2 separate regions of the Homo sapiens genome follow, and region 1 is linked to region 2. The links are chromatin loops, found by intact Hi-C in ENCODE. Cell type or tissue: dorsolateral prefrontal cortex. All regions are shown on one strand. Links, peaks and the distances in the headings refer to the core of each region. The heading gives the core; the rest is flanking DNA.

Evidence for each region. A loop is a pair of places that touch in the nucleus more often than their neighbours do. Peaks named below come from ENCODE experiments on the same cell type or tissue, not always from the same donor. Only the 100,000 strongest peaks of a DNase experiment are listed, where the experiment ranks them.
Region 1: it touches region 2 in a loop (4-fold over the local background); 62 of 110 quality-filtered maps call a loop at or near these places.

Annotation. Positions count from the first base shown.
Region 1 is chr17:81,953,835-81,968,302 of GRCh38, forward strand. It overlaps NOTUM (notum, palmitoleoyl-protein carboxylesterase), which reads right to left and starts at 7,353. Exons shown (of 11, transcript NM_178493.6): 1 at 6,753-7,353; 2 at 5,806-5,858; 3 at 5,637-5,732; 4 at 5,101-5,161; 5 at 4,501-4,559; 6 at 3,972-4,074; 7 at 3,049-3,240; 8 at 2,816-2,916; 9 at 1,563-1,710; 10 at 422-469. The coding sequence starts at 7,075. It overlaps LOC124904087 (a long non-coding RNA gene), which reads left to right and starts at 13,599. Exons shown (of 2, transcript XR_007065951.1): 1 at 13,599-13,686. RefSeq lists enhancers at 2,649-3,233, 3,234-3,817, 5,501-6,063, 6,064-6,626, 13,453-14,030 and silencers at 5,840-6,179, 6,210-6,289, 6,556-6,699, 13,050-13,289, 13,950-14,109 and 1 more. In dorsolateral prefrontal cortex, for the core only: a CTCF peak has its summit at 6,018 (motif pointing right); a DNase peak (open chromatin) is centred at 6,017; H3K4me3 peaks cover 1,316 bases; H3K27me3 peaks cover 1,961 bases.
Region 2 is chr17:82,145,573-82,160,040 of GRCh38, forward strand. CCDC57 (coiled-coil domain containing 57) reads right to left here. Exons shown (of 19, transcript NM_001394669.1): 14 at 12,176-12,376; 15 at 5,988-6,201. Among named protein-coding and RNA genes, the nearest start is that of FASN, 55 kb to the left of the region's middle. RefSeq lists an enhancer at 4,237-4,296. In dorsolateral prefrontal cortex, for the core only: CTCF peaks have their summits at 8,488 (motif pointing left) and 8,698; a DNase peak (open chromatin) is centred at 8,479.

The sequences.
Region 1 (14,468 bases), core at 4,864-7,363, 190 kb before region 2:
GCAATGTTGCAATCTCGACTCACCATAACCTCTGTCTCCCAGGTTCAAGCGATTCTCCTGCCTCAGCCTCCGGAGTAGCTGGATTACAGGCACCCGCCACCACGCCCAGCTAATTGTATTTTTACTAGAGACAGGGTTTCACTATATTGGCCAGGCTGGTGTCGAACTCCTGACCTCAGGTGATCCACCTGCCTCAACCTCCCAAAGTGCTGGGATTACAGGCGTGAGCCACCGCACCCAGCCTGAGTCTTAATTCTTGCCATACAGCTGTTGGTACAAGTGGCTCTGGCACCCCTATAAGGAAATCCCACCCCTAGAAGCGCCAAGAAGAGGCCCATGGGAGGCCAAGTGCGGTTGGGGAGCATGTGGACTTTTGAAGTTGATGTCATGGACGCAAGCTGCCCGGAGCAGGGACACTGACCTCCGGATGATGATCTCATGGGAGAGGCAGGCGGGGGCAAAGCTGGCCCTGTTGGAGAGGAGACAGTGGCTTGTGAGCTCCTTACCCCCTCAGCCCCTTTTCCACCCCCACTCCCCTAGAGCTGTCCCCCGCCTGGCCATCACCCCTTCCTGTTGCTATGGCTGCCAGCTGTTCCTCTGGCCCGGGCCTCCCCCTAGTTGGCCAGCTCCCGGCTGACCCTTATCGCTTTGTGCCTCAAATCCCTGCTCAGAGTCCACCTCTTCCAGGCAGGCCCTCCCAGGTGATGGCAAGAGGCTGCCCTAGACAGGCAAATATTCTGCTACTATCTAGAACTCTATTTTCATTTTATTTTGAGTCGGGGTCTGGCTCTATCGCCCCAGCTGGAGTGTAGTGGTACAATCGAAGCTTGCTTGCCTCCCACAGGCAAGGTTAGCTCACTGTAACCTTGAACTCCTGGGCTCAAGGGATCCTCCTGCCTCAGCCTCCTGAGTAGCTGGGATTACAGGTGATGCCACCATGCCTGGATAATTTCTGTATGTGCAGTAGAGACACGGTTTCACCATGTTGCCCTGGCTGGTCTTAGACTCCTGGCCTCCAGCAATCCTGCTGCCTCGGCCTCCCAAAGGGGTGGGATTATAGGCGTGAGCCAGTGTGCCAGGCCCAAGACCGATCTCGATCTCTCTCTCTCTCTCTCTCTCTCTCTCCTCTCTCTCTTTCTCTCTCTCTCTATATATGTATTTTTTGAGACAGAGTCTTACTCCGTCACCCAGGCTGGAGTGCAGTGGCACAATCTCAGCTCACTGCAACCTCCACCTCCCAGTTCAAGTGATTCTCCTGCCTCAGCCTCTTGAGTAGCTGGGATTACAGGCGCCTGCCACTACACCGGACTAATTTTTTGCATATTTTGTGGAGATAGGGTTTTGCCATGTTGGCCAGGCTGGTCTCGCACTCCTGACCTCAGGTGATCCACCTGCATGGGCCTCCCAAAGTGCTGGGATTATAGGTGTGAGTCACTGCGCCCGGCCTACAAGACCTCTATTTTTTTTTGTTCTGGTTTTTCTTCTTTTGTTTTCTCAGGACCTCTATTTTTAAATAAGGAGGGAGCTACCCGGCGTGGGGCTCCCGGGGCCCACACACTCACGGCACGTCCTTGAGTGTGTGGCGCAGCTCGCGGCCGAGGTTCTGGATGTACAGCCGCAGGCCCTCCTGCACCGGCTGCCCCGTCAGGTGCACGTTGTCCACCGTCAGCTGTGCCTCGTCAAACAGCCACTGCACCACGAACACAGGGCCTGCGGGCGGCGGGGCTCAGTTCGGCCTCCCCTGACCCCCGCTGCTGCCCCCACCCCAGGCTCACAGCTCAGCACCCCCAGGCCCCTGCAGTGCCCCCACCCCAGGCTCAGAGCTCAGCACCCCCAGGCCCCTGCAGTGCCCCCCACCCCAGGCTCAGAGCTCAGCACCCCCAGGCCCCTGCAGTGCCCCCCACCCCAGGCTCAGAGTTCAGCACCCCCAGGCCCCTGCAGTGTCCCCCACCCCAGGCTCAGAGCTCAGCACCCCCAGGCCCCTGCAGTGCCCCCCATCCCAGGCTCAGAGCTCAGCACCCCCCAGGCCCCTGCAGTGCCCCCTATCCCAGGCTCAGAGCTCAGCACCCCCAGGTCCCCGCTGCTGCCCCCGACCCCAGGCAGAGCTCAGCACCCTCCCAGGCCCCCTGCAGTGCTGCTGAGGCTCACAGGCCAGCTAGCCTTGGCCCAACTCTCCCCAGGGGTGTCAGTCATAGGCCCCCACAGAATGTGGCTTCCTTCTTTCAAACCAGCCTTTTTATAATCCACAGCTTCATAACTAAATCAATAACTAAATCAACAACTAAATCAATAAACTGCCTTTCCTTGAAGACGGGCTCTGTTTAACCCCTCCATGACCTTGGCCTGGTTCTCAGCGACTCCACTTTCACCTAAATATGGTGATGATGCCCTTGCATATAACCTCACCATTCCTCAGAGCGTGGGGCTGGGGAGGAACTAGCCCAGGACCCTGCAGCAGGGAGGGGCAGCATGGGGATGAGCTCCAAAGCACACTAGCCACCGGTATAGGCAGGGTGACCACCTGTCCCACTTTGCCTGGGACTGAGGGGTGTCAGTGCTGAGGGCAGGCAAGTCCCAGGCATGCCGCAGCGACTAGGCCCCCTGGCACACAGCCGGCCTCCTCCCTGGTACACAGCCGGCCTCCTCCCTGGTACACAGCCGGCCTCCTCCCTGGTACACAGCCGGACTCCTCCCTGGACCAGGGCCGTGGTCTCCAAGCCCAGCCCAGAAGACTGGAGTCCACGCTGGATTTTCAGAAGCAAGGAAGTGTGGCCACCCCTGCTGCCCTGTGTGCTCCGCTCTGCCGCCCACTCACAGCGCAGGGTCGGGTAGACCTTGTAGCCAAAGAAGCAGTTCCACTCCTCGCCCTCCTGGAACTGGCGTCGGCAGCGCTCCGGGACCACCCCGTTCCAGTACCTGGAGCCACAGCCACAGGTTAGGCTGCCGTGGGTCTCGTCCCCCGGGGCTCCCCACCCACAGATGCCACTCCACCCAGGCCCTTCTGGGGCAAAGCTGCAGCACGAGGACGGGCCCTCCCCGCTGCGGCACCTGATGCCACGGCGGATGGCCTCCGTGGGCGCGCACGTGATCGTGTCGACGCAGTCTGTGTGGCGATACTGCTTGTTGTCCAGGAACCAGCCGGAGTCAGCCAGGCCTCGCACCTGGATGGCTGGGTAGCCCAGCTTCTCCAGCTGCTCAGCCACACGGTCCACATTCAGGAGCACCCCGGTGCCCCCCGCGCTGCAAGGAGGGCCAGACGTGAGGCCAGGTGGCTGGGAAGAGGCACTCACCTCCCCCGAGTCTGCTCAGCGTCAGCCCGTGCCCCGAGGGGGGCAGGAGTCCTGATGCGTTCTGAACTGCGGATGCATTCTGCATTCTCTGTTCACGTGCAAGACCCATGGCCGTCCCCTCCAGAGCAGGCCAGGGCTCAGGCTGGCAGGCCACATTTCCCTGACACAGCCAGGCTCTCCCCTTCCTCCTCCCCTTCCTCTCTCTGTCTCTTTACCTCAGGTTCCTTATCTGAAAATGAAGATAAACTATGTGGCCTCAGGCCCCATCATCTATTCCCCATTTGTCTCCTGGTCTCCTGTATGCCTGCTGGGATACAGGAACCCACAGGGGTGATCCTCATCTACCGGGCCCTGGAGAAGGAGCATTAGTCCATGGCCAACCCCTAACCAACGACTTAGGTCCCTGCAGCCCAAACCTTCCCCTATATCCAACAACCATGGCGTCCAGAAGCATCCTCTGGACAGTGTCTGGTTACCCAGCACTCTGAAGCCAGGCCTCAGAGACGTCTCCAATGATGCGGGTTCTCCCAGCTCCAGCCTCTCACCCTCCTAGCCACCTGCCAAGATCTGCACAGGCTCCACTCCATCCTCGCCTCTCATACAACCCCACCCCACACCCCTTCCATGCACCCTGCACACCGTCCTCACCCCTCACCTCCAGCCCTGCCCCGCCCTGCCCACCTGCTCCCGGCCAGCAGCAGCACCTTGGCCCCGCTCAGCCCTCTGCCCAGAAGCTCCCGCACCACCTCCTGGATGATGAGGGCGCCCATGAAGGCGTACTCGTCTGCAAGAGGGAGGGGGTGGCCTCAGGTAGGGGCCTGGACAGAGAGAACCACCTCCTACCCCAGAATGGCTGGCAGAGAAGTTCTTGCCCCACTGGGGGACTGGGAGGAATCTTCTGAGAAGGGGTCAGGGGCTTGGGTGGACTGGAGGAAGGCGGGTGCACCAGGCCATGCTGGGGCCTCCTCCCCAGGGAATATTCAGAAATAAGGACCTCCTACAGTTGTGGACAAGCAGGCAGTGGGAGCATGGGGCAGGCACCCTGGGACATACTGTCAAGGGCTTTGAAAGCACGACAAGGCTGAGAGTCAGCTTTTCCCCAGAACCCCTGCCGTCCCGCCTCATCCCTGCCCTGCCGTCCTGCCTCCTCCCTGCCCTGCCATCCGGCCCCGTCCCTGCCCTGCCATGCCCTGGGAAGGCCGAGACTCACTCTTCTCAGACTTGGATGAAGCCCCGCTCCAAACATCACTGGAGCAGTAGGGGATGAAGCTGCAACACAGAACAGAGTGAGCCTGTCACAGCGCCTGCCGCCCGGCAGCCTCCAGAAAGGACCCCCAGAACAGGACCCTCAGAAAAGACCATCCCAGGACAGGATTCCCCTGGAAGGACCATCCCAGGATAGAACTTCCCCTCAAGAAAGACCTCCAGCGTAATACTCCTCAGGAAGAACCAACCCAGGACAGGACCCTTTCCAGGAAAGACCAACTCAGGACAGGACCCCCCAGGAAAGAAGGACCATCCCAGGACAGGATCCCCCTGGAAGGACCATCCCAGGAGAGGACCCTGCCAGGAAGGACCATCTCAGGATAGACCCCTCCCCACCAGGAAGGACCATCCCAGGACAGGACCTCCTCCCCACCACGAAAGAAACACCTCCAGAACCCCTCTAGGACAGGACCTCCCCAAAAGAACCATCCAGAACAGGACCCCCAGGAAAGACCATTTCAGAATATGACTTCCCAAGGAAGGACCCCCCGGGAAGAACCACCCTCCAGGCAGGACTCCCAGGCAAGACCCTGTGCCCCCTTACACCATGTTTGCGTTCCACCAGTAGGGGTTCTCCTCCGGCTGTGAGGACAGGATCCCTGTGCCTGGGGACACAGAGGCGGTGGGTCTTTCTAGCGGGAGGAGGCTGTGTAGGGTCGGGTCTGGGAACCCTGGTGAGGTGTTGGGGCTCCTACTTGGCCCCAGGAAGGGAGGTGTGCTGGTGTTGCTAGCCCGAACCAAGGTTGCCGGGAAAGTGGAGGACAGTTGGGTTTAGTTACCCCCGGGAAGCCACCATGGCCACGGTGCCCGGCTAGGCTGGACACCAGGTCTGACCTTGACTTCAACCCCTTGCCCTGCTTTGACCCTGGGGAGGGCCAGAGCCGCTGGGTAAGCGCCTGAATGCTAATGTGGAATGGGCCCCAAAAGGCAAGAGTGAAGGGCGCCCCTTGCTCTTAGTAAACCCGGGCGCCAGGCTGGGCATGATGTGCGGGGTGGGGGCCTGGCTGGGGCTCCAGGAGGCGGGCGCGGCTTCCTCCCGGGCCTCACGTCGAGACGCCTTCCCCAGGGCCCGCCGCTGACCTGTGCGAGTGCGCGGCCAGTCCCGGGAGCTCATGAGGCGCCGCATGGTGTCGTATCTGGAGTCGCAGTTCTCGCGGTTGAAGCAGTACCAGCCGCCTGCGGACACGACCGCCGCTCAGGCCCGCGCGCACAGACCCCCGGCCTCCCCCCGCCTCAGCCCTGGACGCACCTTCCAGGAAGAGGAGCCACCGCCGGCTGCCCCTGGACTCCTTCAGGTAGTAGCTGCGGGGGAGGACGCACCGCGGGGGGTCGGCCAGGGCTGCCGACCCGCCGCGCCCCGCGCGCCCAGCTCCGGCGGAGGGAACGCGCCACCTGTTCCGGCCGCGCGCGACGGTCGCACGGGGGCGCCCTCGGCCAGGCCCACGGGGAGCTCAGGGACGGCGGCGGTCCCGGGAGGTGGCGCTCGCGGGGCGGGGAACGGGCCGCGCGGGGCTGTGGTCCGTGGAAAATCCCCACGTTCCGCCCGGCGCGGGTCCCGCTGTCACCTCGGCGCGGGCGGCGGTCCTCCCGGGGCGCGCGGCGGCGCTTGAAGCGTGAAACGCGTCCGCACTGAAGGAGCGCGCTTGGCGGGGGAACGGGACGCCGCGGGGAGCGCGGGAGGCGCGGGCGGCACCGACCCGGCGGGGGAGCCTTCCTGCCGAGCCCCGACCCCACGCCCAAGTCTCCCGCTGTCCCCGGCTGTCCTCGGCCTGTTGAGCGCGTGGGCGGCCCCGCCGCTCCCCGACCCCCGACCTCACGTCTTTTATCTACTTCGGGGCTGCAAGGAGGTGGGCAGCGGGCCTCTCCCCGCCCCCCGGTGTCGCCGGTTCCCGCTGGAGCCAGGCGCGCTCTCGGGCTGCCATCTCCCCGCCCCGGGACCGAAGGACGCCAGCAGAGCGGCTGGGCCCAGAGGCCGAGGGGTCAGTGCCCGAGCTGGCCGGGGACCAGCCCTTCCAGCGCCGCTCCGCTCCCCACGCGGAGAGTCACCGAACCGGGCACTCCTCGGGGCCAGGACCGCGGGGCGCCCGACGGAAGCCCTTTCTCCCCGGGGAGAGAACGGCCGCGGCCCGCAGGGAAGGTCCAGCCGGAGACCGGGCGCGTCGGGCGGGGCGGGGAGGTGCAGGGCGCGGGCCTTACCCGGCGGGGCTGCCGTCGTTGCAGGTCACCGAGGTGTTGAGTAGGAGGTGCAGGCGCAGGTCCTCGTTGAGCTGCTGCGCGGAGCAGGGGTACAGGGACTGCGCCAGGCTCTTGACTTGCGCCATGAAGCTGTCCATGTTACCCTCCACGGCCGTGAAGTCCAGCGGGAAGCTCTCCACGGGCTGTCCGGCCGCCGGCGCCGCCTCGGTCCGCGGGGGAGGAGGCGGCTGCTGACCCCGGCGCCGCCAGGTCTTCCTGCCCTCGCTGCCCCCGGCGCAGTGCAGCAGGCTCAGCAGCAGCAGCACGCGCACCCCTCGGCCCATGGCCGCGTCCACCTGCGGGGAGCGGGCGGCCTTGAGGCGGCGGCGGCGGCGGCGGGGGATGCCGGGCCGGGGGTGCCGGGCCGGGGGTGTCGGGGGCACTGGCCGCTCCTGCTCCCTCGCCCCCGCTCCCGCCCGCCGGGCCTGGCGGAGAAGGCGCGCGCGGCTCGGCGTCGAGGCGCTCGGGGCCGGGTGCCGTCGGCCTCCGCAGCTGGGGCTCCGCGCCCGGCCGTCCGAGGGCAGCGCAGGGTCTGGGTGCGCTGGCTGCGGCCCGCGCCAATGAGCGGCGGGGGCCGAGGCTGGGCTTATTTGCGGGGGCCGCGGCGGCCCGGGTGCCCGCGCGTTAGATGTGCCGCCGCCGCCGCCCGGGCTCGGCGGAGGGGGGAGGGGGCCGCGCTCGCTCTTTTCTTGGCGGAGGCATCGCCTTTTCTTCCCAAACCGCAAGCCTGACGGAGGGGCCTGGACTACCCCGCCGCGGCCGCCGGAGGCGCTCCCGGCCCGGCTCCGTGGGGGGGCAGCGCGGCCGGGCGGCCCCGGCGGCTCCATTCACCGCGGCCAGCCCGGCGCCGCCGCCCCCCCCCGCGGGGCAGCTGGAAGGGGCGGCGGCGACGGGGAGGGGCGAGGCTTTTCCGCGCCTGCCGGGGTGGGGGGCGGGGAACTCCGCCCGCGGCGCAGCTGGCCGAGCCCGACGGGCTGGGGGCGCGGGGCAGGCGCGCTCACCTGGAGCCGCCAGTGTCCCTCTCATCCCCCAGTGCCCAGGCCCAGAGCAGGCCGTGGGGGATTCGGACCCCGGCCCGCATCGCCCCACCTCGCGCAGCCCTGGGGCCCCGCTCTCACCGCGGCCAGCGCGGGCGGCCCAGTGGCCCCGTCCTCTCAGCGCCCCTGGCCCTGCGCCGTCCCGCTGGTGCGCCCGGCTCGGCTGCGCTCCCCCTCTGGCGCTGGCGCGGAGCCGCCAGGGACTTTTATCCAGCAGGGCCCCCCGGGATCAAAGCGGCGGCGGACACAGGGCTTCCAGCCGAGGGCCCGGCAGCAGTGGCGCCGGGGCCTCCTGGAGAAGCGGACAGGTGGGGCGCGAGGTCCTGGCTCCCTCGGAGACCTGCGGGAGGGACCGCGCGCCCCAGCAAGGCGCCGCGGGGGAGTCGCTCAGTTCCGGGGCGCTCCTGCTGGCGCTGGGGTCAGAGAAGCAGCTACGACTTAAGGAGATCGCGGGGCCAGAGGTGAGGTCCTGGATCTCCGCCCGCCCCAGCCTGGCTGCTGGCCCCATGCCGAGGACCCCCCAAGAACCTGCCCCAGCCGCCACTGGGGGAGGAGGCCAAGGGTCCAGTGGCTGCCCGCTAGGCCTCTGCTTGCGGCCCTTCATGCCACGAAGGGCACCTGCCCCATGCTTCACCTTGGAGAGCACCCCTGTCCACTCCCGAGGCTCTGGGCAGTGGGGTTAGAACAAGGTTCCTGTGGGAAATCAGTACTGGAGCAGGGTGGACAGGAGGGGTTCAGGAGGTTTCCTGCTGGGGTGAGCGCGGGTGGGATGGACAAAAGAAAGGAAAGGACATACGCAGGGCCAGCGGGGCCGGGCAGACTTTCTCCTTCACCCTCCGGTCTGAAGCCTGCTGGGCGCCATGACACCCATTTTAAAAATAGGAAACAGGTCTTACGTTTCAGGACAACCAGGTCTTACATTTCAGGACAACGATCTAGACACAAGCAGAGCTTCCAGAGCCCCTCCTAATTCAGGACAGTGGGGAGCCTACGGCACCACGTGGGGCAGGAGAGCAGAGGCGCAGGGCGGTGCCTGCAGCCAGGATGCCCCCGAGCCGCCGGCCGGGGCCATGTGGACGTCCTCCTTGCCAGCCCCGGGCTGAGTGAGGAGCTTAGGGAGAAAGTCCCAGCGCCGCCTGCACCCGCAGACAGCCGAGTTACCTGGGCTCTTGTGAAACAGAGAGACCAAACGCTGGGAGCTGTTGCCCCGCGCATTCGATGGGTGTAAGGCACCCCAGTGTAAACCACAAGGCCTAAGATCAGGCTGGGGTGCCCTGGAGGTCAGCCTAACCTGGGGACATTCTCAGAGGGAGGCAGGCTGTCACAAACTCAGGTCCCTCTCCCCACAGGGCAGGTTGCAGCATTTTCCTGACGAGGGGAACTGAGGTTCAGGGACACTAACAGAAGAGCTGAGGCTCACCCTTAGCTCTCTGCTCACTCAGAAATCCCCCCTGCTGTCCCTCCGCCGTCGGGTCAGTTTAAAAGCCAAGTGTGGGGCTGGCCAAGGGCAGTAGCTTCAGACGCAGGTCCCATCCTGAGGCGTTCTCCCACCCACACCCCGGCGGGGAAGGCTGACCCAGGGCAGATTTCAGCGTCCAGCAGGAACCTGTCCGGAGGAGGCCTCTCCCGCCGGGCACCTGTTATTCCAAGTCCGGAGCGTGATGGCATCTTCCAGCTGGCTGCACAGGGTTGATCTTCACACCGCCCTGGCTCTGAGCCATCTCCTGGTGCAGTATGGACATCCCAGGGAAGGCCTGTGACCTTTCCTTATGCCTGTGCTTCCTCTCATTTATTTATTTATTTATCTTTTTGAGACAGAGTCTTGCTCTGTCACCCAGGCTAGAGAGCATGACGTGATCTCGGCTCACTGCAACCTCTGCCTTTCGGGTTCCAGCAATTCTCCTGCCTCAGTTTCCCGAGTAGCTGGGACTACAGGCGTGTCCCATCACGCCTGCCTAACTTTTTTGTATTTTTAGTAGAGACGGGGTTTCACCGTGTTAGCCAGGATGGTCTCAGTCTCCTGACCTCGTGATCCGCCCACCTTGGCCTCCCGAAGTGCTGCGATTACAGGTGTGAGCCACGGTGCCCCGCCGCTTCCTCTCCTTTAAAGCGGGGTGATAACAGTGCCTCTGTCAGAGGGCTGTTGTGGGATTATAAGAGCCCACTTGTGAAATTGCGCGGTAGGGGTGGCAGTCATGATCACCGATGAAAATTCCAGGACGGGAGAAGACCATGTGCGTTACAGTTTCTGACGTCTCCTGTAATGCGATGGAGCCTGCATGTTGAACCGAAATGAGTTCACATTTTGGTTTATTCAACACTGGTAGCAGACGCCAGAAGAGGCTCAAACCCAAGACTTCCCCAGAACCTCTGCCCTTCCTCCACCTCCCCCCATTCCCCTCTCCTCCGAAGCCCCTTGCCGTGACCGGATGACTGACAAGGCTGCAGTCCTACGGCCGGGGACGGGGCTCCCGAGGCTCAGCAGCTGCTCACACCCATGTCCTCCTCTTGACTCACACCGACTGGCTCTGTCCTCACACTTCCCCAGCCCCTGGGACAGCTTTATCCTCTGCACCTGGGACTCCCCACCCGGAGTTTTGAGCACCCAGAGCCTGGCAGCAGCTCCCGTGGCGGGTCCTATGGGCCAGCAGGTGCTGGGCCTTTGCTTCCAGGCCACCTGCATCAAGATGGGACCAACCTGGCCCTGACAGGTATAAGAAAGGGGGACCCAGGTCCATCAGTAATGGGTCAGATGCTACCTCATGCCCACTAAGATGACCACGATCAAAACACAGAAACTAACAAGCGTGGGTGCAGCCGCGGTGACACAGAAGCCCCAGAGCATCGCTGTGGGGATGGACAGTGCAGTGGCCACGTCCCTCACCATGGAAAACGGTTTGGTGGCTCCTCAGTATGTTACACAAAACACGTGACCCAGCAGGCCCACTCCCAGGGATACACCCAGAGAATTGAAGACAAGTGTTCAAACAAAAACTGGCTCATGAATGTTCACAGCAGGACTAGTCACAGTAGCCAAAAGGCGGAAAACAGCCCCAAAGTCCATCAGCAGATGAGTGGGTAAACACAATGGAACACAGCCATACAACGGAATATATTCTAGCCGTAAAACAAACGAAGTTCTGACATATGCTGCACTGTGGGTGAATCTTGAGAATATCAGCCAAGTGACATGAACTGGACACTGAAGGGCACATGCGGTATGAGTCCATTCATTTCGAGTGTCCAGAAGAGGCAACTTCATAGAGATAGAAAGTCCGCTGGTGGTTTCCAGGAGATGGAGAGAAACAGGGAGTGATTACTAATGGGTACAGGATTTCTTTTTTTCTTTTGTTTTTTTGTAAGACAGAATCTTGCTCTGTCACCCAGGCTGGAATGCAGTGATGTGATCTCGGCTCGCTGCAACTTCCGACTCTAAGGCTCCAACAATTCTCCTACATAGCTGGGATTACAGGTGTGCACCACCATGCCCAGCTAATTTTTGTATTTTTAGTAGACATGGGGTTTCACCATGTTGATCAGCTGGTCTCTGACCTCAGGTGATCCACCCACCTCGGCCTCCCAAAGTGCTGGGATTATAGGCGTGAGCCACTGTGCCCAGCTGGTACGGGGTTTCTTTTTGGGGTGATTAAAATGTTCTAAAATGGATTGTGGTAATGGTTGCACAATTTTCTGAATGTACTCTGTCATGTGATTAGATTTTTTTTTTTTTTTTTTTGAGATGGAGTTTTACTCTTGTTGCCCAGACTGGAGTGCAATGGCTCGATCTCAGCTCACTGCAACCTCTCCCTCCCGGGTTCAAGCGATTCTCCTGCCTCAGACTCCTGAGTAACTGGAATTACAGACATGCGCCACCAGGCTCAGCTAATTTTTTTTTTTTTTTGTATTAAGTAGAGACGGGGTTTCACCATGTTAGGCTGATCTCGAACTCCTGACCTCAGGTGATCCACCTGCCTTGGCCTCCCAAAGTGCTGGGATTACAGGCATGAGCCATGGCACCCACCCTGATATTTTAAAGTAGTTAGTTCTGACTGGGCACGGTGGCTCACGCCTGTAATCCCAGCACTTTGGGAAGTCCTGGAAGAAGGATTGCTTGAGCCCAGGGGTTCGAGACCAGCCTGGGCAGCACAGCAAGATCCCGCTTCCATCTAAAAGAATCAGTGGGTAAGACCAACAACGATCAGGCTGGGCACAGGGCACCAGGTGGCGGGGATGAGGCCTGAGGCCCCGTGAGCGGAGTGGCCAGCTTGGGGTGGAGTGGGCCGGCTCCTCTCTAGAAACCTTCCTGGCAGGTAGGGTGTTTCAGAACCCTCCTTTTGCATGTTAGACAGATATCCACTTTGTCTGCACCAGAGCGGATGGGTTAGGACAGCCAAGTACCGGCTGCTGCGGGGCCTGCAGTTGCGTCTCAGGTTCCTCGTCTGTAAAACGGGATGAGAACAGCACCTGCCTCACAGAGTCCGCGTGAACATCAAAGGTGCAGGATGTTTGGGGGCTCCGCTCGGCGTCTCCGGCGATGACCATGTGATAAATGACAGTTATGCTGCCCAGGCGTCGTGGGATTGCAGGCGATCCCCCAGGGACCAAGGTTGACTGCGAGGGCAGACATGGGGGCCTGGCGACGAGAGCACCACAGTGCCCATCCCAGGCTGCATGGTTGCGTGTGGTGTCCCTCACAGGGTGTGCCCTTCTCTGCTTCCCTGGCCCTGCCCCATCCCCACTGTCCTGTTCAGGGAGGACCATACAGGGTTCCCCAGGCTCCCATTCAGGTGGCGCCGGGGCTTCTGACTGAGCCTAGACTCTGTGTGCCCCGCGGCAGGAAAGCTGGGGAAACGAAGGCCCAGAGGGGACTCTGTGCTTCAGGAGAGGCACCCCGAGACAGGACGGGGTGAGGGTTCTGTTCACCGCCTTCCCCTGGGGAGGGAGCTGGGGATGCACAGGTGGTTCTGAGTCAATCCGCCGGGGTCACGGCTGTGCTGGGGGGCCGGAGCCCCCCCCCTGGGAAAAAGGGGTCAAGACAGCACATTTCAGGAAGCAAGGGCCCAAGCTGGCGGGCAGGCGCAGTCGGAGAGGGAGGAAGGTGTGATGGAGGGCAGCTGGCGGTACAGGGGTCCCCTCGAGACCTCGCGTGGGGCCCTGGAACTTGGTGATATGAGCGTCCAGCACACAGCATGTCAGGCAGCCCCAGACCCGGCTTCCTTGTCCATACTGGAGGCGGCTCCCTGCCGCACATCCCGGGCCCCTCCCCCCAGGGCCTTGAGCGCCAGGGCCGCTCTGGGCTCCAGCTGCTGCCAGCCGTCTGGGGCCCAGCTGTTGTGTGCTGGCCTCGGCCGCCCCGCCCCGCCTGGCCACCTGGGCTGCCCTGCGCCCCAGCTGCTGGCCTCTGAGGCCCAAGTGAGCAGGGAAGTGAGGCGGGCCACCCGCTTCCCCATGTGGCTGGCTGTTGGGGGAGGCCGCCGCTTCCCCCTTGGCTGGCTCTTGGGGGAGGCCCTGCTCTCCAACCGGCTCAGAGTGGGGGAGGTGCCGAGGCCAGGCGGTGCCGTCGCAGAGCATGGCCCCTTTTTGGTTTCCCCCAACCTCCTTTTCTGGTCACCCCATCCATCAGAAGGACCCTTCTTGGCCTCATATCCTGGGACCTTGATGAGCCAAGTCCCTTGTCAGGAGCTGCTGTGGCTCTCGCCCAGGTCCTTGGAGGGGCGAGGGGGGCCCCTGGGCGGGGCGGCTGCTCCTGGGCTTGGTGTTGGGGCTGCCCTCTCCCTGGCCCCAGTGCCTGGGAGTGAGTGGCCTCTGGATTCCCTGGTGGAAAGGATCGGCCTTGCCCTAGGATGTCCTTCACCCAGGTGAGAGCTCCTAGAGCCCAGCGGGGAGGCCGAGGCTGTCATTTTTGGACCCAGGTATTTGGCGGGATCTGCCCCTCTTGGCACCCCTGCAGCTGAGCTCCGCCCCATCCCGCCTCCTCCCTACGGCTTCACCCGGCTGGTGCCAACATGCAGCCTACTGGGCTAACCATGGAGTGGCAGGGCCACCAGGGAAAGGCCACCCTCCAAAGCTGGGGGAGGAAGGGCATGGGGATGGGGGAGTCCCAGCTCATCAGTGGAGATGCCGCCTCTTGGGACATCACGCAGACAGTGTGTGGCTCCTTCCTGGACAGGTGAGGGAGGCTGGAGGTCAGGCTCCCGGGTGCCAAGGGGAGGGGCAGAGAGGCTGGTCCTTTGCCCTCCCAGCTGCCAGGCTCCACCGCCCTCACGAGCTGCAGGCCGCGGCCCCCACCCGTCCAGCCTGCTGGTCCCCACGCTCCTGCTCCTGCCGCAACAGCGGCAGCAGGCCAGGGAGGCCATGTGACCTTCGCTCGCCCTCCCTCCCTCCCTGTGATCCCCACGTGGCCTCTGGGGAGGCAGAAACAAACCCTCAGATCTTGCCACTGGGAACCTTTCAGCGCCAGCGACATCAAAGAGGGGCGGCGGCGGCGGGGGCGGCCGGCGGATGCTTCTCTTAAAGGGCCACGCCACTTTTAATTCAAAGCAGATCCTGGGAGCAGCTGTCTAGCTGCTGTCTGGGAGGGAAGGTGGCAGCCGAGCCCTCTCCAGACCTGGCTGCAGTTGCTCCTTAGAACTAGTTCAAC
Region 2 (14,468 bases), core at 7,503-10,002:
TTTACTAGAAACAACATTTTAAGGAATCCCAGCTTTCTACAGGATCAAGGAAATGCCATGTGCAGCTGATTTCTGGAAGGCGCAGAGGGAGGGTGAGCTCCAGGCACTGCCCACTCTGTGGGCAGAGGGGCCTGCAGGCAGGGTCCCACAGCACCTGCCTCCTGCTTCCCCCTGCAGGCCCCTGAGTGGGGCTGTTCTCACTCCCCGCCCTGGTCTCGGCCGGAACCCTGTAGCAGGCAGGTGAAGCTCCTTATCTCAGAGGGGGCCCACCATGTCACCTGCTGGAGTTGGCTCCACAGTCTGAATGGGGTGTTGGCAGGAACCAGTGTCACCAGAGCACAGGGGACGCCCCGGCACCTCCCCCCACAGCCATCTATATGGGCACCGGCAGCATGAGACAGGCTCTATGCCTGAAAGCAGCCGAGAGCCAGTGAAGTGGCGGTCAGCTTGCTCCCTGCGGGATGCGGCCCCTTCCCAGAGGCGGACAGGTGAGGACATGCACTGAGGCAGCTGCAGGTGACCCCTGGGCCACCGGTGCTGGGGCAGAGTAGCTGTTGTGAAGTGGACTAGAGAAGCATCTAGAAACAGCCACAGGCAGAGCAGGTCCTGCTCAGCCCCCTGGCTGGACGGCTGTCCCACGTTGAATAATGATGATATGTTTGTCACAGCTGGCCATTCTGTACTACTTAATGATTGCAGCCACATCATTTATGAACCGGATAAGTGATCTTAGGAAAAAAATGCAGATAGACCAGTCAGTCTTGCCTAAACCTTTGCAATCAGGACTCATCTTTTTTATTTTTTTAAATGTTTTTAGAGACTGGATCTCCTGTGCTGCCCAGGCTGGAGTGCAGTGATTATTCACAGGCAGGATCATACCCACTGCAGCCCCGACCTCCTGCGCTCAAGCAATCCTCCCACCTCAGTCTCCCAAGTAGCTGGAACTTCAGACACACAACACCATGCCCAGCTAAGAACTCAATGTTTAGGTGGGGAGGACGGCCTTCCCAAAAAGAAACAAATGGGGTATGTTTGGTATAATCAAAGCCAAACCAAAAGTCCCCATTCTTCTCTTCTCACTCTACTTTCTTCTCTAAATTGCCAATAAATCGACAAACTTCCATTGAGTCCTCCCTATGGATGTGTGCATGCATGCACACACACGGTCTAACATACAAATGCATGTGTGCACACAGTCTCACATACAAATGTATGTGCACAGTCTCACACACAAACGTGTGTGCACACAGTCTCACATACAAACGCACATGCACAGTCTTGCACACAAACGCTTGTGCAGTCTCGCAAACAAACGTGTGTGCACACACACAGTCTCACATACAAATGCACGTGCACACACACAGTCTCGTCTCGGGAAGTGCTAGGATTACAGGCGTGAGCCACCACACACAGCCGAGGAAACATCTCTTTAGCCAGATTTGGGCCTGGCGACATAGGAACTGAAGAAGGCAGAAAGTATCTGGCACTCAGCAGGGGCTCCTCTACTGGATGGGTGGATGGATATATGGATGGTAGGTGGATGAGTGACTGGATGATTGGATGGATGGGTGGATGGGTGAGTGAAAGGATGGATAGGTGGGTGGGATAAGTGGTTGGATAAATGGATGGATAGGTGGGTGCATGGGTAGGTGGATGGATGGATGGATGAATGGATAGATGGATGAATGGATGGGTGGATGCAAAGATAGATGAATGGATGGATGAATGGGTGGGTGGGTGGGTGGATGGATGGGCGGATGGATAGATGGATGGGTGGGTTGGTGGATGAGTGAGAGTGGCTAATTGGATACATGGGTGGATAGATGAACAGATGGATGGGTGGGTGAATGGATGGATAGATAAGTGGGATAAGTGGTTGGATGGATAGATGGATAGGTGTATGGACGGATGGACAGGTGAGTGTGTGGGTAGGTGGATGGATAGATGGGTGGGTGGACGGATGGATGGATACATTAATAGATGGATGGGTGGGTGGGTGTACGAATGGATGGATGGATGGGTGGGTGGATGGATAGATGGATGGATGATTGGGCGGGTGGGTGGATGGATGGGTGGATGGATACATGGAAGGGTGGGTGGGTGAATGGATGAATGGGTGGGTGGATGGATGGATGGATAGATAGGTGGGTGGATGGATGGGTGGGTGGATGGTAGATGGATGGATGGATGGGTTGGTGCGTAGATGGATAGATGGATGGGTGGGTGGGTGGGTGAATAGATGAATGGGTGGGTGGATGGGTAGATGGATGGATGGTTGGATGGGTGGGTGAATGGATGAATGGGTGGGTGGATGGATGGATGGATAGATAGGTGGGTGGATGGATGGTAGATGGATGGGTGGGTGGGTGGATGGGTAGATGGATGGATGGTTGGATGGGTGGGTGAATGGATGAATGGGTGGGTGGATGGATGGATGGATAGATAGGTGGGTGGATGGATGGTAGATGGATGGGTGGGTGGGTGGATGGATGGATGGGTGGGTAGATGGGTGGATGGATGGATGGGTGGGTGGGATAAGTGGTTGGATGGTTAGATGGATGGATGGATGGATGGATGGATGGATGGATGGATGGATGAATAGATAGGTGGGTGGATAGATGGGTGCGTGGATGGTAGATGGATGGATGGATGGGTGGGTGGGTAGATGGGTAGATGGATGGATGGATGGATGGTAGATGGATGGATGGGTGGATGGATACATGGATGGGTGGGTGAATGGATAAATGGGTGGGTGGATGGATGGATGGATGGATAGGTGGGTGGATGGATGGGTGGATGGGTGGGTGGGTGAATGGATGAATGGGTGGGTGGATGGATGGATGGATAGGTGGGTGGATGGATGGGTGAGTGGATGGGTAGATGGATGGATGGTTGGGTGGGTGGGTGGGTGGATGGATGGGTGGGTGGATACATGGATGGGTGGGTGGGTGAATGGATGAATGGGTGGGTGGATGGATGGATGGATAGATAGGTGGGTGGATGGATGGGTGGGTGGATGGTAGATGGATAGATGGATGGGTGGGTGAGTAGATGGATAGATGGATGGGTGGGTGGGTGAATAGATGAATGAGTGGGTGGATGGGTAGATGGATGGATGGTTGGGTGGGTGGGCAGACGGATGGGTGGATGGATACATGGATGGGTGGGTGGGTGAATGGGTGGGTGGATGGATGGATGGAAAGATAGGTGGGTGGATAGATGGTAGATGGATGGATGGGTGGGTGGGTGGATGGATGGGTGGGTGGGTAGATGGGTGGATGGACAGATGGATGGGTGGGTGGGATAAGTGGTTGGATGGTTGGATGGATGGATGGATGAACAGATAGGTGGGTGGATGGATGGGTGGGTGGGTGGATGGTAGATGGATGGATGTATGGGTGGGTGGGTAGATGGGTAGATGGATGAATGGATGGGTGGTGGATGGATGGTAGATGGATGGATGGGTGGGTGGACGGATGGTTGGGTGGGTGGATGGATGGATGGGTGGGTGGGTAGATGGATGGATGGGTAGATGGGATAAGTGGTTGCATGGATGGATGGATGGATGGATGGGTGGATGAATAAATAGGTGGGTGGATGGATGGGTGGGTGGATGGCGGATGGATGAGTGGGTGGATGAATGGATGGGTGGGTGGGTAGATGGGTAGATGGATGGATGGATGGATGGGGGGGGTGGGTGAATGGATGGATAGATGGATGGGTGGTTGGATAGATGGATGGATAGGTAGGTGGGTGGATGCATGGAGGAACAGATGGATGACTCACTGAAACACTCAGTCATAAAGCCAGTGCCCCTTGCCTTTCTTAGGAAGTCAGCTCCGGTGTCTGTGTCCAAGATGCCCAGCCTCCACCTCAGTCAGGAGACACTGCTGCCTTTACCTGGAGAAGTCTGCGGCCATCTTCGCTGCTCACCACAGAGCCGCACAGAAATGCCGGCTGCTTTGCTAACCTGCGGTGTTGTTCTCACAAATGCTGCCAGCGAAGTGGGTCCCCAGAGCGCCCGCAGCTAAGATGAGGTCCTGCTCTGTGCAGTGGCCTCCGACCAGGCCCCGCTCACAAGAGGGGCTTCTGTGCTCCTTCGGGCCTTCCTGAGAAGGCTGCGTCCAGAGCCCTCCCACTGACCCCAGGCGCACACCCAGAACCTGACCCGCACCCAGAACCAGGCGCACACCCAGAACCTGGCCCGCACCCAGAACCAGGCGCACACCCGGAACCTGACCCACACCCAGAACCAGGCGCACACCCAGAACCTGGCGCACACCCGGAACCAGGAGCACACCCAGAACCTGGCGCACACCCAGAACCAGGCACACACCCAGAACAAGGCCCACACCCAGAACCTGGCGCACATCCAGAACCAGGTGCACACTCAGAACCTGACCCGCACCCAGAACCAGGCGCACACCCAGAACCAGGCGCACACCCAGAACCTGGCACACACCCAGAATGTGACCCCCACCCAGAACCAGGCACACACTCAGAACCTGGTGCACACCCAGAACCTGACCCACACCCAGAACCAGGCGCACACCCAGAACCAGGCGCACACCCAGAACCTGACCCACACCCAGAACCAGGTGCACACCCAGAACCTGACCCGCACCTAGAACCAGGCGCACACCCAGAACCAGGCGCACACCCAGAACCAGGCGCACACTCAGAACCTGACCCGCACCCAGAACCAGGCGCACACCCAGAACCTGGTGCACACCCAGAACCAGGTGCACACTCAGAACCTGACCCGCACCCAGAACCAGGCGCACACCCAGAACCTGGTGCACACCCAGAACCAGGCGCACACCCAGAACCAGGCGCACACCCAGAACCTGACCCGCACCTAGAACCAGGCACACACCCAGAACCAGGCGCACACCCAGAACCTGGCACACACCCAGAACCTGACCCGCACCCAGAACCAGGCGCACACTCAGAACCTGGTGCACATCCAGAACCTGACCCACACCCAGAACCAGGCGCACACTCAGAACCTGACCCGCACCCAGAACCAAGCGCACACCCAGAACCTGGTGCACACCCAGAACCAGGAGCACACCCAGAACCAGGCGCACACCCAGAACCTGACCCGCACCTAGAACCAGGCACACACTCAGAACCAGGCGCACACCTAGAACCTGGCACACACCCAGAACCTGACCCGCACCCAGAACCAGGCGCACACTCAGAACCTGGTGCACACCCAGAACCTGACCCACACCCAGAACCAGGCGCACACTCAGAACCTGACCCGCACCCAGAACCAGGCGCACACCCAGAACCTGGTGCACACCCAGAACCTGACCCACACCCAGAACCTGACCCGCACCCAGAACCAGGCGCACACCCAGAACCAGGCGCACACCCAGAACCTGACCTGCACCTAGAACCAGGCACACACCCAGAACCAGGCACACACCCAGAACCTGGCACACACCCAGAACCTGGCGCACACCCAGAACCTGACCCGCACCCAGAACCAGGCGCACACTCAGAACCTGGTGCACACCCAGAACCTGACCCACACCCAGAACCAGGCGCACACCCAGAACCTGACCCGCACCTAGAACCAGGCGCACACCCAGAACCAGGCGCACACCCAGAACCAGGCGCACATCCAGAACCTGACCCACACCCAGAACCTGGCACACACCCAGAACCTGGCACACACCCAGAACCTGACCCGCACCCAGAACCAGGCGCATACCCAGAACCTGACCCGCACCCAGAACCAGATGCACACCCAGAACCAGGTGCACACCCAGAACCTGGCACACACCCAGAACCTGGCACACACCCAGAACCTGACCCACACCCAGAACCTGGCGCACCCCCAGAATCTGACCCACATCCAGAACCTGGTGCACCCCCAGAATCTGACCCACATCCAGAACCTGGCGCACACCCAGAACCAGGTGCACACCCAGAACCTGACCCACACTCAGGCCATGGCCTCCACTTCCCGGACTCACTTTCGGGTCGGCCCAGCTCTGCACGGAGCCTGTTCCCCATCTCGATGAGCTGCTCTTTCTCCAGGCGGAGGCTGATGATTTTTCTGGCTGCCTCCTTCAGCTTTCTCTGGAGTCGGTGCATAGATAAGGTCTGGGGGGCACGTGCCACTGACCGGAGGTGCAGGAAAAGCTCCCCCTGGTCCTCGGCCTCCATAGGCCCTCTCTTGGTGAGGCCCTGTAACAAAACTCACAGGCAGACACCCCTGTGAGGCTGCCCTCATGGGAGGACGCCAGGGGTGCCCACCCAAGGAGCCTCTTCACCTGCTCTTCCAGGGTGGGCACTGCTGGCTGTCACTGGGTGACATCCTTCCAAAAGAAAGACAAAAAGAGTCGCTGCTCCCAGTGCTTCAGTGGGTTCCTTCTCTTCCACAAATAGAATAAAGGCCCACAGATCTCCCAGGCCAGGGTGGCCCCCAGATCTCCCAGGCCCTCACAGCCCTCCGCCTCCTCCCCGCCATCCCTGCCTTCTGGTCATCTATGCCTTTGTGTCTTTCAAGTGAACACAAGGAGAATCTGAGGACACCCAACCAGCACAGCAGCTCCCCAGGGAGAGCAGAGAGAAGGCTGTGGCCTCCAGCAGTGCCCAGGACCCAGGAAGGCGGCCCAGGGAGAGCAGAGAGAAGGCTGTGGCCTCTAGCAGTGCCCAGGACCCAGGAGGACAGCTCCCGCCAGCGTGGCTTGGCCCTCCTCCACTCCTTGGGGTCCCTCCTTTCTCTACCTGCCAGCTGGACACCCCACAACCACCCTGCAGGCCGGCTGTGGCTTCCCTCCTGAAGCAGGTGCAGGGGGAGCACAAAGGCAGTGGAGAGGGAGGAGGCCGACACAGGGGCAGGAGCTGGCTGGGCTCCCCCTTAGCACCCCAAGCCTGGGTCAACCCTAGATCTGAGCCCCTGGGAAGCACTGTGTTGTCCTCACTCAGCCCAACCTGGACTTGCAGCCCACATCATTCCAGTGCTACAGAGTGCAATCCCAACACAAAGGGATGCCTGGACCAAAAATGGGGGCACAGGAAAAAGCAGTAGTGTCCAGGCCCTGGCAAGACGGGAGCCGACGACCTACTTCTCCCGTGCCACTCCTGGCCCCTGTAAGGAGCCAGGCTGCACCTGGCCCTGGCCACATGAGCTCCGAGTTCCTGGAACAGGCCAGCACACCCTGTCCCCGCCAGCTTCCTGGTGTGCCTTTCCAGGGCTGGCAGGTGCTGCTGCCTTCCAGGTGCTGCTGTTCTTTGGATGGCCTGGGGTGCAGCCACTGTATGCAGTGCCTCCGGGCATGTGCCGCAGGTTCATGTGGGACGCTCGGGGGCCGCGGGGGATGACACATCGAAGGGGAGAGATGTCTGCTTTCCTCTTGGACAGAGAAAGTTCTATGGTGCCGCAGGCCCCAGCTGAGGACGGGTGCAGGGCAGCCCCCATGAAGGCTCGCCACAGGCCTGAGCCCGAGTCCAGACTCGCTTCCTCCAGTAAGCGGGCCTCATGCCTGCTCCGTGAGCACCCTTGGCAAGTGTGGTGCAGAGGCTCACTCACCACCCTGGGAGAATAGACAGGAATGGGCTCTTGGGTGTGGGAGAGGCCAAGGCAGAGGGAGAGGAAGGGAGGCCTGTGCTGGTAAAACAGATTGCAGATGGCCTGGGGCTGGGGGAGAGGGGCCAGGCAGGTGAGACTCGCAAGTCCGGTTCTAAAACCCTGGATCCTCTACAGGAACACACTGGGTTATTTTGTTATTTTAACTGAAGAAAGAACAATCCCGAAAACAGATTTTGCAAACCTCAAAACACTTAGAGATTTAAGAGAAAATTCCGTCTTCAAAAGCAGTCCCCTCTCCCTGCAAAGTTACACCAGGCCCTGCGGCTGGTGCCAGGCTTGAGGGGCACTGAGGGGCCTTCTTGCTGTTGACCCCACAGGCAAAGGAAGGAGGGCATGGATCACAGGGCCCATGTCCTAGTCACGTGATTCTGCACACAGTGACCTGGGGGGCAGGGAGTGAACGATTCTACTTCTCTCGGATTCAGTTTCTGGTAAAATGTTATTTGGTAAAAGTTTATTTTGATGATTCTCTAAAATCTTTCCACAAAATAAGATTTCTACAGCCTGAGACATATTCAGGAATGTCTTCACCACTGTGTGCTCCAAGGGCTGCCCACCCCCAGCAGGGCAGCAGCAGCTGTCCACCCATCTGCCCCCACGCCTAGGACTGCCCCAGCACCCCACAGGTGAGGAGGAGATGTCTCCAAGTATCTGGACGATTCGAAGAAAATTCGAAGGAAACTTTGGTCTGCTGAAATGTCTTCACGTCCTGAGGACATGTATGAGTGAGTGACACAGGGAAGTCCTTCTCAGAGGCTGAGGCCTGGGCCTGGTACAGTGGGTTCCATCAGGCTGGGCCGGCGCTCACCGCCCCACACAGCCACTCCAACGCCTCTCGGCAGAGCCAGCACCAACACCATGGCCAACACTGCCCCCCAGTGGACCCAGGGATGTAACACATCCCCCAACTCAGCCCTGGCGGCCAGTGACTGGGGGAAGTTTTGTATTTTAAGGGCTAGAGGCAGCTGATGTGGGTGGTGCAGTCAGGGAAGCCCAAAGCCAGGCTGTGCGGCTCAGCCCAGTGGGACCTGCCTGGGAGCAGAGTGCCCCACTGTTGTCCACAGGCTCTCCCTCTGCCATGGGAGAAGTGGGAACACGTGCCTCCGCACACACCTGGTCCCAGCTTTGCAGACCTGGCTCCTTGGCTAGGGCCGTGGAAGGGGACCAGCTTTCGTCAGGAGTGCTGTGGGACAGTCCCTGGACCCCTGTGCACTTCCTCACCCACCCTGCACTGGCTTCCTGCACTACAGGAGGTAGGCTGGAGACGCAGTGCCGCGTCACACCTCAGTACTTGGGTGGGTGTACACAATACGTGACCTGGTCCGTGGCCCGTGTGCAAATGTCACCAACCGTCCAGATAACGCCCTGACGCCATCTCTCCTGTGCAGGGTCCAGGGTCCCACGTGGCATTTCTACACTGTCTCTCCTGTGCAGGGTCCATGGTCCCACATGGTGTTTCTACAGATGATGCCCTGACACCGTCTCTCCTGTGCAGGGTCCAGGGTCCCACGTGGTGTTTCTACGGATGATGCCCTGACGCCGTCTCTCCTGTGCAGGGTCCAGGGTCCCACGTGGCGTTTCTACGGATGATGACTTGATGCCCGTCTCTCCTGTACAGAGCCCAGGGTCCCACGTGGCGTTTCTACAGATGATGCCCTGACGCTGTCTCTCCTGTGCAGGGTCCAGGGTCCCACCTGGCATTTCTACATGGGGTCTCCCAGGTCTCCTAACTGGAGTGGCTCCCCAGCTTCCATGTTTGGGCACTCGCCAAGCATCTAGACCCGCTCATCTGCAGATGTCCCTCTGTTTGGGCTTGCCTGAGGTCTCCTCATGCATAAGCTCAGGTTCTGCATTTTTGGCAGGGACCCCGAGCGCGAGTCTGTGCCGTCTCAGTGCGACCCGCCCAGAGGCGCGTGACACGGGCGCATCCCAGCACTGGCGATGGGAGCTCTGATCACTCGGGTCAGCTGGGGTCAAACAGGCTGCTCCACTGGAAAGCCAGCATTTCCCTTGGAAATAAGAAGTCACGTGTGGGGAGATGCTGCTTCGCATCCGTCTGATGGGAATCCCTCTGGTTCAGCACCCATCCGTGGTCGCCCGGCGCGCCGTTCCTGTCGCGTTCCTTGGCTGGCACTCTCGCGTGGAAGAGTGCCCCGTTCCCCTGACCGATCTGTCCATTGCTATCAGCCTGGACCCATGATTTCCTGGTTGAGTCAGTGGATTGTGGTCTTCAACGTCACTGCCTATTGGCCTAGTTCTGGTCCTTGGGGACCCCTTTCAGCTGCTTCCTGTGCCTTCCGAACCTGCCTCCATGCTAGAGCCCGGGCTCCTGTGAGCAGGGCAGGAACCATGGAACTAGCGCCTGGAACTGTGGAACTGGCATCTGCTGTGGCTGAGTCCGGGCTGTGGGCCCTCTCAGGACAGAGCTGGGATCAGATGCACATGCAGCTCTACCCACTTCTCTCTATACCCAACATAACGGACACATTGATCCTCTACCTGAGGGTCCAGCCCCAACATGGCCCCTTCTCCGTCTGGGCTCCTTTCCCAGCAGCAAGCAGCAAGGACCTGGGCCCGCCCTCGTCTCCAGGAGCTCAGCCATGCTGCTTGGCAGAGGACAGAGCCCAGGTGGGCCTCGCCTGGGTGGAGAGCCCGGCCACAGGATGCTCAGACCCAGGAGGAGCCTGGAGCCCGACTGTCGCCTCCATGCATGTAGACACAGAGCCTGGAGTGTATGCCCCGCCTGTGCCTTAGCTCCAATAACTGGGATTGGGCTGCAGGTGGCTTCATCTCTCAATTTAAAATTCTGCTTATTTGGGCCAGGCACAGTGGGCCACTGTGCCTATAATCCCACCTGTAATCCCACCACTTTGGGGGACTGAGGCAGGCAGATCACTTGAAACCAGGAGTTTGAGACCAGCCTGGCCAACATGGTGAAACCCTGTCTCTACTGAAAACACAAAAATTGGCCGGGCGTGGTGCACCTGTAATCCCAGCTACTCAGGGGGCTGAGGCGGGAGAATTGCTTGAACCCGGGAGGAGGAGGTTGCAGTGAGCCAAGATAGCGCCAGTGCACTCCAGATTGGGCGACAGTGTGAGACTCTGTCTCAAAAAAAAAAAAGAAAGAAAAAATTCTGCTTATTTGTATAAATTCTTGCCCCTTCATTCTAAACAAGTGGGAAGACAGTGAACTACGCAAGGGCCAACAGTGAGAGCTCCTGGGGCCCCTTGCTGCCCAAGGAGGCGCCCGCCCGTGTCCGGGAACACATGGCGCTCAGGTGGGTGGGAGATGTGTGGGGGTACAGACATGCTTACCCCTGGCTGTGCTGCCAGCTGGCCCAAGGGCCACAGCCCCCACCGGGCAGGAGCCACCCTGGAGTGGCTGGACTGGGAGCCCAGGAGGGCTAGGGTGCTGGAGACCCCTGAGGACAAGACCTCCTTACCAACAGGTACAGGGGCAGGTGCAGCTCAATATCTTACCGACCAGCTCAGCCCTTCCTGTGCGCACTGGCTGAGCACCTGCTAGGGCCTCAGGCTCCCTCGGCCTTCCCATACCTGCCCTGTTGTACCCCTGAGGCATCCTTATGGTCTTGCCCATCCCATGCCAAGGCAGCTCTGGCCTGCTCCTCACTGTCCTGGAGCCTGAGACAGCCACGGCCGCATCTTCCTCAGTCCACTCTATTCCAGCCTGAGTCCCTGGGGATCTGCTCCCCAAGCACGGTGCCCTGGGGATCCACGCTGTCTTCCACTTTGTGCTTTCCAGACATCATCTACTGTCCCCAAAACCTTCTGTGGATTCATAGGTCACTATTGGTAACTATAGGTTACCACAGGTCATAGGTCACTACAGTTATCCCAGTTACCAACAGTCTAGGGTACGAAGTCAGGGAGGCCGGGCAGCCTGTCCTTCACAGCCTTTCCCTCTGGCCTTAGGTAGGAAGAAGGGGGCCCTGCTGGTCGGCTCTGCCAAGCTGCAGAATCAGGACCTGGGGTCGTCTCCACAGCTCAGAGCTGTGGCTCAAACCCAGCCATGGAGTTGGGGGTCACTCCCTCGGGGCCAAGGGCCTGACCAAAACCAGGATAGGAGTGCCATGGCCTGGAGCAGCTGTGTGGCTCTGAACGCAGCAGTGAGGGCCATGTGGGCCCCTCCCCACGCAGGGAGGGCCCAACGCTAGGCATGGGGCAGGCATGGCTGTGCACGCAGACGCCCCCTCAGCAGGCCGTCAAGGCCCTGCATTAAAGCAAACATGAGCCACCTTCAGTGTGTGCGTTTCCAACACAAGATGCTGTTAGCTGAAGGGAGGACTGGGATGGGCCCGTCCCGCCCCCCACCAACGGGGCATCAAGGTGAAGGACCAGGAGAAGAGGAGGCGTGTGGAGGAAGAAGGCGGAGGAATGGGGAGAGGGGGTGGAGCAGGGCCCACTTCCAGGCACGGCCTTCACTGCAGCCCTCGTCCCACCTGAGCTCCCAGGGCATACAGACAGCAACGCTGGCAGAGCACAGGCAAGGACGGTTTCTGTGGCAGGAACCTCGGCGGGTGGCAGGAGGAGCTAGCGGGCACCCACCTCTCTCCCAAGGGCCACGGCGTCCGAGGCTGGGGGCTGCTTCCTGCCTGAAGGCTCCGCTCCCCCGTGCTGGGCTATCCTGAGATGCTTCCCCAGCTCAGCCACCTGCTTCCGCAGCTCCAAAACCTCCAGGTGTACCTGGTCCACCTCACGGGGAAGCTCACGCTGGAGAGCGGCCGGCTCCAGGGGTTCCCGCAGCACCTAGGGGTCATTTCAAAGGCAGTGTGAGGAATGAGGCAGTGGCTGGGCTGGAGCAGGCCCCTGGGCACTGACAGGAAGCGCTGTGAGTGCCGGGAAAGAACGGGGAGCCCGGGGTCAGGGCCTCCTCCCCAGCTGGATGCAACTGCCCTCAGCCCTCTGCCCCCAACCACGGCCACTGCTCCTCCTGCCCCGCCCAGCTGGCCCTGGCAGTTCCCCTGTGCCCTGCTCTGGACTCCTAGGCTGGTGGGGAGAATCCGTGCATGGACTGAGGCAGAGCGCCTCGAAACCCCTTCCTGAGCCTCCTCCCAGGGAGAAACAAAGGCCTCCAGAATTGCAAGTAACCGGTAGGAGGTGTTGATTTTTCTTTTCTGCTAATCAAAGGGGGCAGACATGGGGAGGCCAGAGGTAAACAGGCCAGGAAGTCGGAGGGCTGAGGCTATTGAAAGGCAGGTGGATAGGCTGGGTGCGGTGGCTCACGCCTATAATCCCAGTGCCTTGGGAGGCCGAGGAGGGTGGATCACGAGGTCAGGAGATCGAGACCATCCTGGCCAACATGGTGAAACCCCATCTCTACTAAAAAATAAAAAAAATTAGCCGGGCATGGCGGTGGGTGCCTGTGGTCCCAGCTACTTGGGAGGCTGAGGCAGGAGAATGGCATGAACCCGGGAGGTGGAGCTTGCAGTGAGCCAAGATCGCGCCAGTGTACTCCAGCCTGGGCGACAGAGCGAGACTCCATTTCAAAAAAAAAAAAAAAAAAGCTTGTATTAATTTTTATTTATTTACTTATTTTATTCAGACGGCATCTTAGTTGGTTGCTTAGGCTGGTCTCAAACTCCTGGGCTCAAGCGATCCTTCTGCCTCAGCCTCCCAAAGTGTTGGGATTACACGTGTGAGCCACCGCATCCAGCCTATTTCTATTTTTAGAGACAGGGTCTTGCTCTTCGCCCAAGCTGGGGCAGAGTGGCGCGATCGTGGCTCGCCGCAGCCTCAACCATCTGGGCTCAAGCAACCCTCCCACTGGGCTCAAGTAATCCTCAGCCTCCTGAGTAGCTGGGACTACAGACGCACCACCATGCTTGGCTAATTATTTCAGTTTTTATTACAGATGGGGTCTTGCTGTGTTGCCCAGGCTGATTTCAAACTGCTGAGCTCAAATAATCCTCCCACCTCACCATTCCAAAGTGTGGGGATTACAGGCATGCACCACCGTGCCCAGCCTTGTTTAGTTTTTGTAGGGACAAGGTCTCCCTATGTTGCCCAGGCTGGTCTCAAACTCCTGGGCTCAAGTGATCTTCCTGCCTCAGACTCCCAAAGTGTTGAGATTACAGGTGTGTACCACCGTGCCCAGCCTAAAAGCTGTATTTAAATGTTTATTTCTTGTCTGTAGCATTTGTGCGGGAAATGGGGGAAACAGCAACTGCAAAGCATCGGGGATCTGGAGCCCCTTCACGGGCACATGGATCTTCAACTCCCTCGACTGGAGCCCCTCACGTGTACATGGATCTTCAACTGCCTCGACAGAAATGGAAAAGTGGCCAAGTTCCTCTCCATTGCAACAACAAGGACACACTTCCAATCAAGGCGAGGCGTTAGGCATCAGCAGAAAATGAGAGGTATGAGGGTAACGCACATGTTAATTAGCCTCATTTAGCCCTTCCAGTGTGGGCATGTTTCAAAACATCATGTCGCATACCATAGAGATATACAATTTATATTTGTCATTTTCTTTTTTTTTTTTTTTGAGACGGAGTCTTGCTCTGTCGCCCAGGCTGGAGTGCAGTAGCGCGATCTCAGCTCACTGCAACCTCCGCCTCCCGGGTTCAAGCAATTGCCTTGCCTCAGCCTCCCGAGTAGCTGGGATTACAGGCACGCACCACCACACCCGGCTCATCTTTTGTATTTTAGTAGACACAGAGTTCATCATGTTGGCCAAGATGGTCTCAATCTCCTGACCTGGTGATCTGCCCATCTTGGACTCCCAAGGTGCTGGGATTACAGGCGTGAGCCACCTCGCCTGGCCATATTTGCCATTTTCAATCAATCCATCAAACATCTTAGGAAGATTAAAAAAAAAAAGCATCCAATTTCTGGA